Linked DNA regions of Homo sapiens: region 1 is linked to region 2. A link is a loop called in an ENCODE intact Hi-C map of the cell type or tissue named here. Cell type or tissue: PC-9. All regions are shown on one strand. Each heading gives the region's core, and the rest is flanking DNA. Links, peaks and the distances in the headings are about the cores only.

What was found. Peaks named below come from ENCODE experiments on the same cell type or tissue, not always from the same donor. Only the 100,000 strongest peaks of a DNase experiment are listed, where the experiment ranks them.
Region 1: it touches region 2 in a loop (10-fold over the local background); 4 of 110 quality-filtered maps call a loop at or near these places.

What each region holds. Positions count from the first base shown.
Region 1 is chr7:106,412,983-106,423,211 of GRCh38, reverse strand. No RefSeq gene overlaps it. Among named protein-coding and RNA genes, the nearest start is that of NAMPT-AS1, 130 kb to the right of the region's middle. In PC-9, for the core only: no CTCF peak of the experiment used is centred there; DNase peaks (open chromatin) are centred at 4,451, 4,961 and 5,751; H3K4me3 peaks cover 2,089 bases; H3K27ac peaks cover 4,335 bases.
Region 2 is chr7:106,361,250-106,371,478 of GRCh38, reverse strand. No RefSeq gene overlaps it. Among named protein-coding and RNA genes, the nearest start is that of NAMPT-AS1, 81 kb to the right of the region's middle. In PC-9, for the core only: no CTCF peak of the experiment used is centred there; a DNase peak (open chromatin) is centred at 6,008; H3K4me3 peaks cover 499 bases; H3K27ac peaks cover 4,602 bases.

The sequences.
Region 1 (10,229 bases), core at 1,296-9,295, 52 kb before region 2:
CCCAACTGCATAGGCCCTTTCCTGAACATAGGTCTGGAATAGTAACTTACCTAACTTTCTTACAAGCACCAGGAAATTCTGATGCTCACCCAAATGTAGGACTCTTAACCCCAACACCATCTGTCCCCACTTCCACTGAAGACTCAATGGATCATGGGGGCAGTTTTCCCCATGCTGTTCTCGTGATAGTGAAGGAGTGCTCACGAGATCTGATGCTTTTAAAAGTGGCAGTTTTTCCTGTGCTTTCATTCTCTCTCCTGCCACCTTGTAAAGAAGGTGACTGCTTCCCTTTCCTCCATGATTGCAAGTTTCCTGAGGCCTCTCTAGCCGTGCAGAACTATGAGTCAATTAAACCTCTTTCCTTTATAAATTACCCAGTCTCAGGCATTTCTTTATAGCAGTACAAAAACGGGCTAATACATTGAGTAAATTGCCCAGGATGATACAGCAAGGAAACAGGTTAGATGAGGTTGATGAATATTGGGCATCTGATGGCTAAAGGTGATTGGAGGACAAGAAGAAGAAGAAGAGGACATGGTCTCTGAACAGGGAGCACACAGCCTGATGATGAATCGGGGCAAGTTTCACAGAACAGTAGTTCTTTCTGCTTCATCCCTTTAGTTGTTTTGTAAGTCCAAAGTAAAAGGGTTCCATCCGACTGTACTGAGAGAGGGACTGGCACTAGATGGATTCTATTGACAACTGCAGCCAGAATTCAGACATCCAGAGTGGACACAGCACATCACAGCCCATGCCTGTGTGAGAGAGCCACCCCCCCCAACACCTACCCATGCCCACATTCACACCCACCCACAGGCACAAATAAAGTGCTAACCTCCTCCAGTGGGGACAGTACTGGGAAAATGCCAGCTGACCTGTGGTCTCCTTTGGCTCCTTAGAAATTCAAAACTGCTGTAATTAAACATTTCCAAGAATTTGTAATACCCTCAGAGTATTAGAGAAAGCACTAGAAGTTTCCTGAGGTAACAAAGCAGAGAATAGTGAGGGGAAGAAGACAAAACAGAGCATTGTAGGCAAGACAGTAGCACCGATTTGAGGGAAGAAATTGGCTTATGCCTTTGCGAGACTACTGGGAAGAGGCCTACGAGGGAATAGAGAAGAAAAAACATTTGTTAAGTACCACATATGTGCCTGATTCTGTGCTTTCATATATACCTGCTTTCATTCTCAAATAACTCTAGGTAGGTATTTTGGTTCTATTTTACAGGTAAGGAAACAGGCTTGGACAGGGCAGGTAATTCATCCAAAGTGACCCAGACAGTAAAAGAGAACCTGGACTTGAAACCCAGGTCTTTGAAGGCACAAACGTCCATGCCATCCCTATTGCATCCGTATGCATGTGTATCAGTATGTATCTTAACAAATGCGGCATTTAATAAGTTCCAGGTTCTGTTCTAAGTGCTTTACAAATATTAACTCATTTAATACCCACAACCACCCTAGGAAGTAAGTGCTAGTATTATTTTCAGTTAGCATAAGAGGAAATTGAATAACAAAGAGATTGTGTCATCTGCCCAGATCACATGTCTGCTGGCAAGCTGGCTGCTTGGCTGAGGGCTCATTCTTCCCGCTTTTACTCTGTGGGGCCTCTATGTGAGTGGAAGTGCTTATTTCTTGGGTTAGAGCCAATCCATCTCTCCAGCTTACAGTAAACTAAAAAGGGGAAAGCAGTAACTTGGAGGCTAGAAGATGCCAGAGGAAACATGTCCACCCAAGATCAGAGCACTCATTCTTGATAAGTAGCTCAGACTCAGCCATCCTTGAAACAGCCTTGGCTGCCTGGCAATGCATCAACACTTCAAGGCTATCTGACATGGCAAGAAATAATAACTCTCGACACCAAGATGACTGGTCAGCCCCAGGGCCTGAGGACTATGTCTGAAGGATCATCCCGGGCCCCTGGAGGCTGGAGGCACGAGGCGGATAAGCACTGGGCTGATGGCCAGGCCTTCCACTCACTGCCCCACACTCTCTCCTCAGGGAGAGTGCTTAGCAGCCTGGGCCACCGCTTATGTCTGAGAAATGCTGAGGCCTGGTCCAGGGCAGGGGCTTCCCCGTGGCTTCCCAAGGGAGACAAACAGAACCAGGGATTTATAATAAAAACCCAGGGGTTCAGAACATGTGGGCCAGAGATGTTCCATGTGAGCTGGGTCCTCAGCCCCGGGAGGAATGGCTGCTCCGCTCCAAGTGTGTGCTGAGATGAGAAACCACATGGAGCTGAAGAAAGAGCCTGAAGAAGCCCCATTACCCCAATTAGCCACATCCTCAGTGTTCCTCTTTTCCCGTGCTGCTTCTGTCTCACAGACATGCTGAGCTTGGGCACACATTATCTCCTTTGCTGACAGGCATTATTATCCCCATCGTATAGGTGAAGGAGTTGTGGCCAGGGGATGTTGAGTGATATGGTTTGGCTGTGTCCCTACCCAAATCTCATCTTGAATTGTAATCCAAATTGTAATCCCCAGGTGTTGAGGGAGGAGCCAGGTGGGAGGTGATTGGATCACGGGGGCAGTTTCCCTCATGCTGTTCTCGTGATATTGAGGGAGTTCTCATGAGATCTGATGCCTTTAAAAGTGGCAGTTTTTCCTGAGCTTTCATTCTCTGTCCTGCCACCTTGTGAGGAAGGTGAGTGCTTCCCCTTCCACCGTGATTGTAAGTTTCCTGAGGCCTCTCCAGCCATACAGAACTGTAAGTCAATTAAACCACTAGATGAATCCCATTGACAACTGCAGCCAGAATTCAGATGTCCAGAGGGGACAGAGCACATCACAGCCCACGCCTGTGTGAGAGGCCACCCCCTCAACACCTATCCATGCCCACACTCACACCCACCCACAGGCACAAATAAAGTGCTAACCTCCTCCAGTGGGGACAGTACTGGGAAAATGCCAGCTGACCTGTGGTCTCCTTTGGCTCCTTAGAACTTCAAAACTGCTGTAATTAAACATTTCCAAGAATTTCTAAGATCCTCAGAGTATTAGAAAAAGCACTAGAAGTTTTCTGAGGTAACAGAACAGAGAATGGAGAGGTGGGGAGGGCCACAGCATGCAGGATTTGATCAGTTTTGTCTTTTTCATAGAGCAAATAAGAGCTGTTAAGGGATTTTAAGCATAGGCAGGGCAAAGTCAGACTTGCCTTTTAAAGAGGACACTCTAGCTGTTAAGTGGAGAATGAATTACATACAGGGAAATGAGTTTTGAGGCTAATGCTGTGGTCCAGGTGAGAGGACATGGTGACTCAGGTGGTGGTGATGGAATGAAGTGGGTGGATTCTAGAGATGTTTAAAAGGCAAGCATCTGTTTCCATTTAACGGGGTCTTGACAAATAAGTGCATCTCCTTTTCAACTTTTCGAGGAGACGTGGTGAAAAGTCACACTGCCAAGACAAAGGAAGAAGCCCCATGGCCTGCATTTGACCAAAGAACAAATTTTGGTCTTTGATTCTTGGGGAAACTCCCTAAGAAATATCGGAAAAGGCTTTGTGCTTTTGCAGACTTTTCAGAAATATCATCCAGGCAGTGAGCAATTGAAGACTATTGCACAACCTGAAACCCTTGGAATTAGACTGGAAGCTCTGAGAGCCTCAATGGCTTCCCGGCCTCTTTTGTGTCCGGCATCCTTATAGGAGAGCACTGGGGGCCTCGATCACAGAAGCCGTATGCCTCACGAAGGACAATACCAACCCCTGCCCCCTGAGTCAGGTCTGTGCTTTAATCCCTTCTATTCCCAGCATTTAACATAATCTATGTGAAAATTAACTGGCAGCAATCATAGATTTCTGAGGAAAGAGTGAGAAATTTAAATGCAGAGCTTAGTTGAGGGTATAGCAAGTGGAAAACCCAAAAACCAACTGGTGCCAGGTGTTGAAGTGCATATACACAGAGCCCTTCTTGGAAGGTAAGAGGGTTGCAGAGTTGTCATGCCAGACCCCTATTGACCCCAATAGGGATGGCATCCCCAATAGGATGTTTGAGAGGCTGAAGAAGAGACCCAGAGCCTGCAAATGAGACACAGAGCTTATTGAGGGGACTTACATACAGGACACTGTCCTGGTGGCAGTGGTCTGGACAGAAGAACCACTAACTTCTTGTAAAAAGCATGCAGTTTATATAGTATTTTTAGTTAGCACCCTCCCCCTGGTAACCTCCACCTGGCAACCTTCATTTAACCCAAAACAAAGGGTCTTGATCCCCTGTATGGTCTGCATTCCATGGGCTGGCCTGTAGGTTTAGATGTTTCTCATAGAATGAATCTTTGGACTGGCCATTTCTGGATTTCTTCACTTGGAAATCCAAACACACATTCTTTTTAGACCATAGGGTCATTCTCAGGGTATGCTTAAGTTATTACTCTCGGTGCATCTGTCACACAAGAGTAACTGAACAAAGGAAGCCCTAATTATGTAGAGATTTCTCCTTGAGGAGCTGGAAGAACCCAGTTGGAGAAGTGCGTGTGACCACAGGCATTTTGTGGCTGAAGGCTGTGGGGTTAGAAGAGAGTGATTCCCTAGATTTCTAAACAGAAGAGTCAGGCTCTAGGACAGGTGCTTAGTTCTCTTTGTTCTATTTGATTAAATGAATATGAATAAACAAATTAGGCCAGTAGACTTCCATTGGAGGCTTGGTTCAACCACATGCACTCCTGCCTCAAAAACATTACTTTCCCTTTTCACTCGTCTGGAATTCTTCTCCCACAGATCTTCACATGGCTCAATTCCTGAAAAGTTCACCAGGAACTCTCCACCTCATCACCTTCATTTTCCCTGAACCATTTATCATTATTCGAAATATTTATTTTTAATTTACTTATCATTGATCTTATGTTCCTGAGAGCACAGACTGTTCTGTTTGTGTGAAGCAATGTTGCAGAGCCTGTCAGTGTCTGACCTAGCAGTTTTGTTAAATGAATGGCATAAGTGAATAAACCAGGAAACTGAAGTTTTGTAACTATGATGCAAGTGTTACCACTTGGAACACAGGAAATTCAGCAAACAGTTTATTCATTGTTTGTGGTGTGAACTAACTAGTTACACTGCTTTTTGGGGTCACTTAATTATCTTAGAATTTCTCAGGGACTGAAGCATGTCTATATATTTATAAAACAAATGTAAGACATGATATATTAATGAATTAATGTGTGCACATAAGTTCACTGGAAAATAAGCCATATCAGAATAGTTTCTTAGTAATATGTTTACAAAAAACAGCTTAATATGAATGTTCAACCAAAAGTGTGAAATAAATCAACGAATTTGTTACTTCATTTTTAGAAATATAAATTTCTGCTTCTCCCTGGTTTTTCTAAGTTTCCAAATAACCACTTGGTTTGCAGCAACCTGAATAATTTAAATGGGGCCTTTTTGAGTACACATCATTGTGAGATGTCAGTCACAGCTGAGATTCAGATACAGCCTCCAAGAAAACAAACAAAAAACACATACATATACCCGGAGGAGTATTCCAATAAGTCACAACCGGGGGATAAGCCAAACAATGAGTGTCACAAAGAGATTAGGATCCAAGATATCCTAGGTCCTTTTTCCTTCTCTATTCATGAGCCTGTTATACAGACACAGCCCCAGAGATAGACACTCCAGAGACTTCAAGCTGTAGGTTATCAGGGCCAATGTGAGCTTAACCTCATCTCAACTGTCCTCAGCAGAAGCCCAAGGGCATGTGGTGTTTATTAAATGCTGTTTGATCAAGACGCTGAAGGGACGGGCAGGTGCTTTGTGTTGGCCAGGCTGTGATTCATCCAAATTCGACTCATCAGGAAGAGCTTGACAAATCTGATAGCAACATCCCATCCCCCACCCTTTGCAACTGTCCCAAAGTCTTTAAGTTATTTTGCACAAAGCAAGACCCAGTGAGGGGATCACGTTTGAAAAACAGAGTTGCACTGGGTAGGTCTGTGAGTTTGCTGCTTTTTTGATTGAGTGCCTTCCCCAACGCACTTCTAATGTTAGAGGATAGAGCGCTGGACTAACAGAACAGTAAGGAAACTGCAAAATCTGATTCAAACCTTGCCCAAATCCTTGGCTGACTGCTAAACTACACAAGTTGAGGGGTGACCCTGGGAAGCAGGCTAAAAATAAATGGCTTAAAGCTGAAAGAACTGAACAGAGATACCAGCTGTTGTACAGTATAAGGTGAGATAGTTTGAGTCCAAGCAACTCCAGGCAGCAAATACAACAATAAAAAAATTGGTCCTCAGAAGAACATAACAGTATAGAGTTGCTACAAAGTATCATCAAATTTTTCAGTTTTCATCCAAAACTCTTTAGGCCTGCCAATAACAGGAGGGTTTGACCCATACTCAGGAAAAAAGTAATACATAGAAACTCAGAGTGGACTCAGATATTGGATTTACTAGACAAAATTTCAAAGTAGCTATCATAAATATGTGCAGAGAATTAAAAGCATAATCTTAATGAGTGAACAGATAGGGAATCTCAACATAGAAATGGAAACTACATAAAAGGGGAAATCTAAAGTTGAAAAATGTAATAACTGTAATGAAAAATTTACTAGATAAGCTCATTAGCACAGTAACTGGAAAAAGAATTGGTGATCTTTGAGATAGAGCAATAAAAATTATCCAATCTAAATGACATAGTAAAAAGAATGAAGAAGAATAATAGAGACTTGGAGACTTACAGAATAATATCACATAGTCCAACATAGATGAAATTGGGATCTTAGATCAAGAAAAGGAAGAAAAAAATATTTAAAGAAATAGAGAAAACTCCCCAAATTTGGTGGAAAACATCAACTTTCAGATCCAAGAATGTTAGCAAAACCCAACCAGGATAAATATAAAGCCCACACCTAAGTCAAGTTTCGGAAAGCCAAAGATAGAGATAATCTTGGGGGGAAAAAATCCCATCCAACCCTTATATATACAGAGAAACAATATAATTAAAACCTGACATATCAGAAGTAGTAGAAGCCAGAAGTCACTGGAAAACATATTTAAAGTGCTGGGGGGAAAAAAGTGTCAACCCAGAATTTTATATTCAAAGAAGCTATGCTTTACAAATAAAGACAAAATTAGAAAAATATTTTGAACAAAATTAAAATACAACCTACCAAGGTTAGTAAAATGCAGTAAAAGCAGTGCTTAGAGGGAAATTCATAGCATTAAATGCTATTATAAAAGAGATCTAAAACCAATAATCTATATATCTACCTTAACATAAAAAAAGTCTAAGGCAGAAGAAAAGAAATAATAAAAATTAGAGCAGAAATCAATGAAACTAAAAACTAATTATAGAAAAAATCAGATTGACTGTATAGAAAGAGCAATAAAATTGATAAATATCTAAGTGAGATAACCAAAGACACTAATTACCAGTATCACAAATAAAATACATGAAGCTAAAATTAACACATCTAAAGAAAGAGATACAAAAATCCAAAAGCAGGAGTTGGAAGCTGCAGTTTTTTCCAAATTACAATTTCCTGAATGAGTCACATAAGGACAGCTAGCTCCTTATCTAAGAATACTTACTGGACACACCATCTCACAAGCCCAGTCCAAAACTGCAAGAACCCAACCACAAATCCAAGTGTATAAGTCCTATCTAATAGCTACTGACACTTGCCAATCAGAACCCACCAGCCCTTATAACATGCTGCCAGTGCCAATAAGCTTTCTTTCAAAACAGCTTGCATAACCTCCTCTTTCTCTGGTAAACTCTGACCTTTCCTCTGTTCTCTAGACATAACATCTGATCTGTATGTATGTCCTGGACTGCAATCCTACTTTTTGTATATTTCCAAAAAACTCTTTTTAGAGATTCATTTCTCTATATTTTTTATGTTGACAAAACCAGTAACAGTAAGATATCTACAAAAACCCCACATATTTGGAAATGAAACAACACTCTCATAAATAACTCATGAATCAGACAAAACTCACAATGAAAATTAGAAAAATTCTTGAATAATAAAAACGTATATAAAAATCTATGGTCTGTAGCTAAAGCAGTGATTTGGGGGAAATTTATAGCTCTAACTACATATATTAGGGAAGAAGTTATCAAAATGAATAAGCTTCCATCTTGAGAAGCTAAAAAGGAGAGCAAATTAAACCCAAAGTACAGTGAATGATAAAGATAAGAATGAAAATCAATACAACAGAAAAAAAAAACTATAGAAGAAAAAACAAACTAAAAGCTGGGTTTTTTTTAAAGATAGACACAATTTATAAACATCTTCCTAGACTTAATGAGAAAAAAAATGAGGGAAGATATAAATTACCAACATTAGGAATAAAAGAGGGAACATCTTTATAATTTCTATAGATATTAAAAGGAGGATGGGAGGTAATATAAAAATTGTATGCCAAAAAAGTCAACAAGTTTAATACAATAAAGCCTGGGAAAGAAATTTCCAAAACAGATTCAAGAAGAGACACAAAACCTGAACAGCCTTAAGGTCTAGAGCAGGGCTGGCAAACTTTGTAAAAGGCCAAATAAATATTTTAAGCTTTGCAACTAATGTAATCTATCAACTCTGCTATTACAGCATGAAAACAACCGTAGACAATACATGCAGAAATTGACATGACTGTATTCTAGTAACACTTTATTTACAAAAACAAGTGCAATTTGGATTTAGTCCATGGGCCATATTTTGCCAGCTTCTGGTCTAAAATAACCAATAGTTTTTCCTCAAACTGTTAACAGCTGATAGATAAGCCACTGTGCCAGACAGACCCCCAGGTGAACTTCAAGCCCTGTTACTAAGTATGGGGTGAGAAAATAATCTTTCCTATCACCTACTTAAGTGAATGAAGGCTTTTAAAATCTACCCTGCTAGAAGCATGTGAGTTTGGGCTGTGTTGGCCATTTACTGTTTGAATTGAAAGTGATTCTCTTGATCTCTGGCAAAATTCCTGCTCTCTCTGTTAGGCTGGAAATTTCTCTTTGCTTTACAAAACAAATAATTCTTTAGTTTATCTCTTATATTAATTTGTATTTTCATATGTTGGCTTTGTCCAATGTGGTATCCCCCTTTATTAGTAGTTAATCATCTTAATCTTGGAAAAAAAACATATAAAAATACTAGCTTTGTAATTAGCAACCAAGAGGTGGGAGCAAAGTTACATAAAGGCTAGTAAACATTTAAAATATGTTGTGTAACCAGAAAACAAAGAAATGTATGTCAAACAATCTGGTTTTTTCTATAAAACTGGTAAATATTTTTTAAAAATTATAATCACTGTGTTAAGGAAGACAGGCATGTACCTCTCCTTTTGGTGGGATGGAAAGTAGTACAATCTTTTCTGGAAATTATTTCACTGTATTTGTTAAGAACCTTGTCTAGGGTAGGTAACAAAATGATCCTAAAATGGATAATGTAGAGTTTATTTCTTGCACACATAATAAATACTAGATGGGAGACCAGCTGCTGCTGGCTCTGTCATCTTCAGTATGTGACTTCCAATTTTGCACAAGGCATATTTCCATTCTGACCAGCTGGAAAGGATAGGAACACGGGAGGCTTTCTAGGGCCAGTCTAGGAAGCAGCACACATCACTTCTGCTCAAATCCCATTAGCCAAAATTCAGTAACTGACCATGCCAGATTGTAAGGGAGACAGGGAACAGCGTGTAACTGTGTGCCCAGAAGGAAGAATGTCAGTTTTGATGAGTGGCTAGCCATTTCAGCTGTAAGCTCTTAAAATATATGCATTTTAACTCAGTAATCTAGGGATTTGTTTTAAGGAAATATTCAGTTCAGTCTGTGGCAGACCTAGTAGTTGCACCCCAAAATTCATTTTCCCTTCTTCCTTAGCAACGGAAAGTTACATTTTTGGTAGTGCATGGCCATTCAGGGGAAAAAAAAATCTTTCTCAGCACTTCTTACAATTAGGCATGGCATACGGCTAAGTTCTGGCTAGCAAAATTCATGTGACAGCTTCCAAGAGCTTTTCCATGTGTTATGTGTACTTTCCTTTTATTTTAGACTCTTCCTCCATCCTTCTGTCAAGGATATGGATTTGAAAGCTGGAGCTGTAGGTATCATTTTGGACCATGAGGATGAAGGTCACAGCCTAGAGCTGGGAGAGTAATGAGCTGTACGAAGTCACGGTCTCTGTAGAAATCAAAGAGCAGAGGCCCCATGCTAGCCCTGGAATGCTCACTCAAACTTGTAGGTAAGAGAAAAATAAGTTTCCTTCATGCTCAAGCCAGTTCTCTTAGGTC
Region 2 (10,229 bases), core at 1,438-9,437:
TTCTAGGCACTAAGAATACAAAAATAAATAGGAAAGACATGGGGCTTATCTTTTTGTGGGGTGGGGGAGGGAAGACAATAAATAAGGTATTTCAGATAGTGATAAATGCAATGAAGAAAATAAAGTTGTGTACTAGGATACAGGGTCACTGGGGAATGTATGGATATGTGTGGAGCATGGGGAAGTGGGCAGGGATTACTTTAATGGGATGGTCAAGGAAGGCCTCTCTGAGGAGGTAGGGGGAATTGGTCAGAGATCTGAAAGATGGGATGGAGTCAGACAACGAAAAGGCCTGGGGAAGAACCTTCCAGGAAGAGGGAGAACAGAAGCAAATGTCTTGAGGTGGGCATACATGAGCACCTCTGAAGGAAGAAACAGGAGCCGCTGTGCCTAGAGCAAAAGGAGCAGCAGGGAGTTCTGAGACAGTGTTGGAATGGCAGCCTAGCAGTATCAAGGTCTCCCTAGTTGGTGTGAGAGCAGGTGTAACAAAGGACACTTTACACCTGGAGGCATGGTCCCCTTTTTTATGATGGTGGCAGTGCTGGCTTAGAAGTAGAATTCAGAATGGTTTTGTGGATTTTCAGAAGTTTTCAATCTTCTTGGCCACGATATGCTATAAGAATATATTTTATTCCACTACCCAGCACACACACACGCACATATGCGTGGCTGCTGCCCGGATCACTGCTATTGCTACCCTGGAAACCAGGAGTGCTTCTGCAGCCGCCTCCACCCGTGACAGTGATCATCTGCCGTGCCTGCTCCCTAGTGCTGTTCCCAGAAAGGTGCATCTGACTGGCTGAGCGTCAGTCATCTTCTATCTTATCACTCCCTTTGAACATATGTGCGTGTGTATGCTGGGTACTCTCACATGTGCGTGTGTGTGTGCTGGGTACTCTTATATGTAAGATGGTTTATTTCATGTGTCAACTTGGCTAGGCTACAGTACCGATATTTGGTCAAACATCAGTCTGGATGTTGCTGTAAAGGCATTTTTTAGATGAGATTAGCACTTAAATCAGTGGACTTTGAGTAAAGCAGATTACCCTCCATAATGTGAGTGGGCCTTATCCAATTAGTTGAAGGCTTTAAGAAAAAACAGACTGAGATCCCCCAAGTAAGAGAGAATTCTGCCTCCAGACTGTCATCAAACAGAAGCTGCAACACCAAGTCTTCCCTGAGTCTTCAGTCTGCCAACCTAAATATACACATAGGTTCTATTTCCATGGAGAACTCCAACAAATACAATATGCATATATCATATATCTACATATTTATCTGTATCTATACCTAAATCTATATGTACAACAAAAGCTTCACAAAACACAATACTTACTCTTATGGCATATAACATAATCGGGCATTCCCTATTCTCTTCTATTACAGAAAATAAATACTAATAACTTATTTCAGGCCGTGAGGCCTTCTCCTCCCTTTCCCCTGAGTTTCCAGTGCCTTCATGCTGTTTCAATTCTGGGAGTGATAATGAGTCATAAAGTGGGAACATAACTTAGAACTTTCTTATTTCATCCCTTATTTTACAAACAAAGAAACTGAGGAATAAGATAAAATGATTTGTCTTTTGTTCCTTTTATCCCAAAATGTTGCCACTTGATAACAGCCATGAGAAGACTATAGCATTAAAATTACATCCTCCCCCCCTTAAGTATTTGCTTTTAAAAAAGATGACTTTCAGAGAAAAACTGCTTGAGAAAATAAAAAATGCCTGCCTGAGGGTGGATTTCAGGCCCAGTTGCAACTGAGTGAGGGCCAAGCAGGGGAAGAGCTGGGGCAGCATCTTCTGAGCTCTCTCAGGTTGCACTAAACTGCCTGCCTGCATACAAAAACCACTTTTCTTGGTAATTCACGAGCTGGTGACTCATTGCCAGTTTTTGGTTCCTTCTGGATGCTTGTGCCTGGAGCCAAGGCAGCTGTCTTTTGTTTTCTTGTATTGTTCATCATTAGAAGCTGGAGGCATGTTCTGAAAGGATGAGTCCTTTAGCCAGGAAAGGAAAGGCTCTGTCCAAAAGGCAGACAAGAGGCTGACAGGTGGATGGTGCCACAGATCCCGCATCACTTCTCCACAAAGCCCTAACACTTGCCGAAAACAAGATTTTGGTTGGGTGAGTCCACCCAGCCCTTTATTTCCTGCCTGCTGATGCTGTCCACCGAGACCCCTGGAAACTCCGTGAGGAGATGTTGCGATGAGCACGGGTCGGTGAACAAGATGGCAGGTCGTGGGCAGTGTTGTACAGACTGATGTTCTGCCAAGAAACCTGATCTACAAGACTTTTTCACTCTTGAAGCCAACTTGGCACCTCAGTGAAATGTGGAAAGTAAACAGCTTTCATTTAAAAAAATTATTTTCTGTTTTGGTTCTCTAATTTGATTCACCTTTTGTAAATAGTAGAAATATTAAGGGAGCCTTTCTTTCTTTGAAGTCTCCAGAACTAGTTATTTCTGTGCATGTCTGTCTTACTTTCCATACCAGACTGTAAATCTAAAAGCTACCATGTCTTAAACACTTAGTATCCCCCATCAGACCTATCACACTGCCAGGCACGTAATGGAGAGTTAGTAAGTATCTGTGGATGAATGAACATAGATAGGACTGATTATGTCAACTGGCCCACAAAGAAGCAGCAACCTCAGGCAAGGAGAAGGTATTTAGAAAAACTGTAAGGCAGCATTTCCCCAATTCTGAGGAAGATGGTTTTCTGAAACACTCTTCCCCAAAAGAACTTCATGGTCAAATCCATTTAGGAAACAATGCAATCGATTGTCCCATAAAGTGTAATTAAATACATATTGATATAATAAAGGCACTGAAAAGAGCTGCTGTAAAGACACCTCTATTTCTCAAAGCTCCTTGAACATGGGCCCCTGCTGCTGTTGAACTCTAACCTTGTGTAGAACTCTATAGATAAACTCATGTTTTGCAGAACACACTGCAGGAAAGTGCTGCTTTCAAGTGCAGCATAAAAGGAGTCTGGGAGTCATCACTCTGGTACTCAGAACAACAAAAAGGCTGAACAGACTGAAACTCAACAAGTTTTCTTAGATCCAACAGAGAACTGAGGTCACAGGGCAAACCAATGCTCCCAAAATTAGGGAGAGGCAGACAGGTGAATACAGAAAGTCACAGTTTACCAGAGAAGAAACCTCTGTGGGAGCCAGGTACCAATACTAAACCATATTGATGTATTGCTGAAGGCTCAGTGTGGACAAGTTTGGGAGGTGAAAACTCCAGTAGGAGCCAATCTTAAGGGGGTGCCCCACAACTCTGCGAGTGCTACCTCCAGGAATGCCACCAGATTATCAGTGAAGATCTGAGCAAAACTCCCTGTACATCAGGAGAAAGTCACCATTTTGAAATATGCCAGAGCATTCTGTTCTTCTAATGGGGTCTCCCTCAAGGGAAGCTACTTTCCAGAACCTAACCAGCTGGGGTTCTGGTAGAGCCTAACTGACCTAGGGGAATGGAAATACGCAACTCCAGCACCCTGTAGCTATCCTGTCTAACCTAACGGGGAAAAACAGAAGCACCTGGGAAGGCCACAGCCCTGACTCACAGTGTCACTAGCAGACTGAGACCTAGTCACGGGACTACAGACTGCTTCCCCTCCACATCATCAGGGCTCCTGTACAAAGACAGGGAAATACAATGGAAACTTGTGGAGAGGCCCAACATGAATGGTTATGACTAAAGAGGGCTAGTAGAAAGAAAGCACCAGTAATGCTGAGAGAGATGCTATTTCCTCCACCTACCATAATTTCCTCTGCCCTCTACTTCCTGTGTTTGCTCCCCTCATCCACCATGCCTCCCACCTACCCCAATCCTATCCATTCTCCAAGTTTCTCCTCTTGCATGAGGCGTCCTGAGGACTCTGGCACACATACAAGTTAACACTTATATCCCCAGATTCAAACATTAGCTGTTTTTTTTTCCTGATGGTTTTATATTACCTCTTTAGAGTATCAGTTTCTTGAGAACAGGGATGTATGAATTACTTGGTGAACTTCACCTCCTGGTGTGTAGCATCACTTGTTGGAGCAAAAGAGCCCCAGAAGCCAGCAGAGCTCAGGCAAGTGTTGCATGGGAGAAGCAAAGATAAATCAAATCTAGATCCTGCCCTCCAGGAGTTTACCCGTTGATAGACTGAGCAGGAAGAGAATGGCTGCTGGTTAGCCCATGAGTTGGCTCTTTTTGCACAAAAGGAAAGACTGTGTAAATACAGGAACTATCCCTGAAGAGGGCAGTAGACTCTCTGTGGAGCTTCTCTGGACTAGATCCTTCAGTGCAAAGCCTGGGTGGGCTGGGCACTGCTCTCAACAGCATGCGTCTAAGACCTGCTCACAAATTGCAGGTAATTTTACGCCTGAACTGCTGTGATTTATTGCACTGAAGCAAGAGGGGAAAAAAAAACCAAAAATGTATAAAACATGACACTTTGACCCTTAAAGGTAGTGTGATTTCATCTCCAAACTACCTACCATTTGGCAAGGGGTTGGGTTAAGTTTCTAAGGAAGGATTGGGTCTAATCTGAATTACCTAAACCAGAAGATGCTTTCAGTCTAGACTTATTTCTTTCCTTTAGGGAAAAACATCATGGTGTAATGAAAAGAGTTAAAGAGTTGGTGCTTTGAGGTAGCAGGCCTGTCCCCAGTCCACCTCTCCCTTCCTAGCCAAAGTTACCTTTCTGAACCCAGGTTTCTTCATCCCTGCAATGGACAATAATGACTAACTTGCAGATTTGTTGTGAAAGTTAGAGATAATGTGTTCAAAATGCCAAGGATAATATTGGATATGAGTTCTCATTATTGAGATAGAAATCCACCTGTTCAGTAACGCTCCTTCCACTAAAACTGCAAAAGCAAACTCTTGTAAAATGGAGTTATTTGCCTTCTTGATATGTCTTAAATTCTGTCTCTTTCAATGCGATGTCAAAAATAACATCCTGATTAATTTTCCCAACATAAAAACACTCATCATTTTAGATCATATATCAGAAGTGATCCGTCCGGACTAAGAGCCAGTTTCATTTGAATAAGAAGACTCAGGAAAGTAGAGAGATCATGTATATATTTCACCCAGGCTGGTGCAATCATGGCTTATTGCAGCCTCAACCTCCCAAGGCTCAGGTGATCTTCCCACTTCTCCCAAGTAGCTAGAACTACAGGTGCATGCCACCACAGCTAATTTTTTTTTTTTTTTCAGAGGTAGGGTTTCACTATGTTGCCCAGGCTGGTTTTGAACTCCTGGGCTCAAGTGATCCACCTGCCTTGGCCTCCCAAATTGTTGGGATTACAGGCATGAGCCACTGTACCTGGAGAGAGATCATATATTTTATAGAACTGATTAGCTCTTTTCACCCAGACCTCACATGTAATATGAGTGCCCTATGATTATCCTAGCAGTTCAGAATGAAAAATGAGTGAAATGTTTGTGTGGAAAGGTTTGGGTAAATTTTTAGTTTGTTTTTGCCTTAGTCTGGCATAGAAGGATATTTCTTTTCCAGCTGGAAAACTTATCTGTATCTTTCTTGGCCCTTGGTTCTTCCTTCCTTCAGGAAATTTAGACCTGCCCTGTTATGCAAGTTGTTTATTGTGGGTGAAAGCTCTACATGCAGCTTCTCTTAGTTCTGGGCATTGGGAAAGTCCTTAGGGAGAAGCTCCAACCCTTATGACCTGATAGAGAGCTGAAGACAGTTCAGAAAATTCCAGGAGATTAGTGAGTTCTGCAGTTCCACAGGATCGAGATAGGTCTAGACCCAGAACTTCCCCAAGTACACTCTGATGGAGTTGGAACCAGGGGTCTCTAAGCATTTCCTCTCCTTTGTATCCGACATATTCCAGGGCCTCTAAGCCATGGTAAAGTTGGCCTCCCACTTCCTTGACCTGAACATTGCCCCATGCCCCAAGCTTGGGTCACACCCAGCTGTCCAAATATCTCAGTGTTTTTTTCTGGGGGTGGAGGGGCTGACAAGGAGTCAAGCCCTGGGTGAGATGGCAAAGCTTTTATTATGTAAGAAACCTGTTTGACTTGCTCATGCTATGGTGGAGGTTTCATAATGTTGTGTCATTCCCTTAGTAGACGTGGCTTGTGACTTGGCAGTTTCTGAAAGTGAAATTGGAATATGCAGAAGACATGGTCTCAGGTCTGCAGAAATCATGCTTTTGATATCTGATTGACTTGCCCTGGAACACTGTCTTCAACTTAGGAGTGCGCCATCTCACCTGATGTGAGAGGCTGTAAATAATTGAACTCAGGCTGGTTTACATTTCTTTTTTTTTTACAATTTAAAATTTTAATTATTACCAAACAAAAATATCCACTCAAAATACAATTCAACAATGCAACAGTCATCTTACAGCAGAGAAATGCAGAGAAAAGCAAAACTGTAAGCGACTATGAATAAAGGGTAAATGTAGTCTCAAATCCTCAAAGAGCTGTGTTTATTTCATTGACGAAAAGATTATTCGTATTCAATTCTGATTTGCTTTAAGGATTAAGATGCTCATTTTACAGTTAGCACACGTGTATATTGTCACCTGTTCCCCTTACAGAAATGTTCTTCCAAATGGTTAATGTTTCCCTTTGGTACCAGTTTTGCCGGTTCACATAAAGTATTTCATTTTCAAAACTCAGCATAAAATATAGACTGAGTCTGAAAAGATAATAAATAAACAAAGCAGAATACACAAGTTCCACATTTCAAAAGCCTCGATAACAAAAAAGAAAGATCAAATCCCTTATTAGTCTCTGTAAAGTCACTTACAAAGCTGCTGCTGATCCTGTTAAACATGATATAACTGACCTTCTTTATTAATTTTTTATTATACTTTAAGTTCTGGGGTACATGTGCAGAACATACAGTTTTGTTACATAGGTATACATGTGCCATGGTGGTTTGCTGCACTCAACAACCCGTCACCTACATTAGGTATTTCTCCTAATGCTATCCTTCCTCTAGCCCCTCACCCCCTGACAGGCCCCCGGTGTGTGATGGTCCCCTCCCTGTGTCCACGTGTTCTCATTATTCAACTCCCACTTATGAGTGAGAACGTGCAATGTTTGGTTTTCTGTTCGTGTGTTAGTTTGCTGAGAACGATGGTTTCCAGCTTCATCCATGTCCCTGCAAAGGACATGAACTCATCCTCCCTTATGGCTGCATAGTATTCCATGGTATATATGTGCCACATTTTCTTTATCCAGTCTATCACTGATGGACATTTGGGTTGGTTCCAAGTCTTTGCTATTGTGAATAGTGCCACAATAAACATACGTGTTCATGTGTTTTTATAGTAGAATGATTTATAACCCTTTGGGAAATGGGATTGCTGGGTCAAATGGTATTTCTAGTTCTAGATCCTTGAGGAATCACCACACTGTCTTCCACAATGGTTGAACTAATTTATGCTCCCACCAACAGAGTAAAGCATTCCTAATTCTCCACATCCTCTCCAGCATCTGTTGTTTCCCGACTTTTTAATGATCGCCATTGTAAGTGGCGTGAGATGGTATCTCATTGTGGTTTTGATTTGCATTTCTCTAATGACCAGTGATGATGAGCTTTTTTTCATATGTTTCTTGGCTGCATAAATGTCTTCTTTTGAGAAGTGTCTGTTCATATCCTTTGCTCACTTTTTCATGGGGTTGTTTGTTTTTTTTCTTGTAAATTTCTTTAAGTTCTTTATAGATTCTGGATATTAGCCCTTTGTCAGATGGATAGATTGCAAAACATTTCTCCCATTTTGTAGGTTGCCTGTTCACTCTGATGATAGTTTCTTTTTCTGTGCAGAAGCTCTTTAGTTTAATTAAATCCCATTTTGGCTTTTGTTGCCATTGCTATTGGTGTTTTAGACATGAAGTCTTTGCCCATGCCAATGTCCTGAATGGTATTGCCTAGGTTTTGTTCTAGGGTTTTTATGGTTTTAGGTCTTAGGTTTAAGTCTTTAATCTATCTTGAGTTAATTTTCGTGTAATGTGTAAGGAAGGGCTCCAGTTTCAGTTTTCTGCATATGGCTGGCCAGTTTTCCCAACACCATTTATTGAATAGGGAATCCTTTCCCCATTGCTTGTATGTGTCAGCTTTGTCAAAGATAAGATGGTTGTAGATGTGCGGTGGTATTATTTCTGAGGGCTCTGTTCTGTTCCATTGGTCTATATCTCTGTTTTGGTACCAGTATCATGCTGTTTTGGTTACTGTAGCCTTGCAGTATAGTTTGAAGTCAGGTAGCGTGATGCCTCCAGCTTTGTTCTTTTGGCATAGGATTGTCTTGGCAATGCGGGCTCTTTTTTGGTTCCATATGAACTTTAAAGTAGTTTTTTCCAGTTCCGTGAAGAAAGTCATTGGTAGCTTGATGGGGATGGCATTGAATCTATAAATTACCTTTTCATGATATTGATTCTTCCTATCCATGAGCATGGAATGTTCTTCCATTTGCTTGTGTCCTCTTTTATTTCGTTGAGCAGTGGTTTGTAGTTCTCCTTGAAGAGGTCCTTCACATCCCTTGTAAGTTGTTTTCCTAGGTATCTTATTCTCTCAGTAGCAATTGTGAATGGGAATTCACTCATGATTTGGCTCTCTGTCTGTTATTGGTGTATAGGAATGCTTGTGATTTTTGCACATTGATTTTGTATCCTGAGACTTTGCTGAAGTTGCTTATCACCTTAAGGAGATTTTGGGCTGAGACGATGGGGTTTTCTAAATATAAAATCAAGTCATCTGCAAACAGAGACAATTTGACTTCCTCTTTTCCAAATTGAATAACCTTTATTTCTTTCACTTGCCTAACTGCACTGGCCAGAACTTACAATACTATGTTGAATAGGAGTGGTGAGAGAGGGCATCCTTGCTTTGTGCCAGTTTTCAAAGGGCATGCTTCCAGTTTTTGCCCAGTCAGTATAATATTGGCTGTGGGTTTGTCCTAAATAGCTCTTATTATTTTGAGATACATTCCATCGATACCCAGTTTATGGAGAGTTTTTAGCATGAAAGCCTGTTGAATTTTGTTGAATGCCTTTTCTGCATCTATTGAGATAATCACGTGGTTTTTGTCATTGGTTCAGTTTATGTGATTGATTACATTTATTGATTTGTGTATGTTGAACCAGCCTTGCATCCAAAGATGAAGCTGATTTGATCATGGTGGATAAGCTTTTTGATGTGCTGCTGGATTCAGTTTGCCAGTATTTTATTGAGGATTTTTGCATTGATATTCATCAGGGATTGGCCAGAAATTTTCTTTATTTGTTGTGTCTCTGCCAGGTTTTGGTGTCAGGATGATGCTGGCCTCATAAAATGAGTTAGGGAGGATTCCCTCTTTTTCTATTGTTTGGAATAGTTTCAGAAGGAATGGTACCAGCTCCTCCTTGTACCTCTGGTAGAATTCGGCTGTGAATCCATCTGGTCCCGGGCTTTTTTTGGTGGGTAGGCTATTAATTACTGCCTCAATTTCAGGACTTGTTATTGGTCTATTCAGGGATTCAACTTCTTCCTAGTTTAGAATTAGGAGGGTGTATGTGTCCAGGAATTTATCCATTTCTTCTAGATTTTGTAGTTCATTTGTGTAGAGGTGTTTATAGTATTCTCTGATGGTAGTTTGTATTTCAGTGGGATCAGTAGTGATATTTCCTATAACAATTTTGATTGCCTCTATTTGATTCTTCTCTCTTTTCTTCTTTATTAGTCTGGCTAGTGGTCTATTTTGTTGATCTTTCCTAAAAACCGGCTCCTGGATTCATTGATTTTTTGAAGGGTTTTTCGCATCTCTATCTCCTTCAGTTCTGCTCTGATTTTAGTTTTTTCTTATCTTCTGCTAACTTTTGAATTTGTTTGCTCTTGCTTCTGTAGTTCTTTTAACTGTGATGTTAGGGTGTCAATTTTAGACCTTTCCTGCTTCTCCTGTGGGCATTTAGTGCTATAAATTTCCCTCTACACACTGCTTTAAATGTGTCTCAGAGATTCTGGTATATTTTGTCTTTGTTCTCCCTGGTTTTAAAGAACATCATTATTTCCGCCTTCATTTTGTCATTTACCCAGTAGTCACTCAGGAACAGGTTGTTCACTTTCCATGTAGTTGTGCAGTTTTCAGTGATTTTCTTAATCCTGAGTTCTTTTTCTCTGTGGTCTGTTTGTTATGATTTCCATTCTTTTGCATTTGCTGAGGAGTGTTTTTTAATTCCAATTATGTGGTCAATTTTAGAATAAGTGTGATGAGGTGCT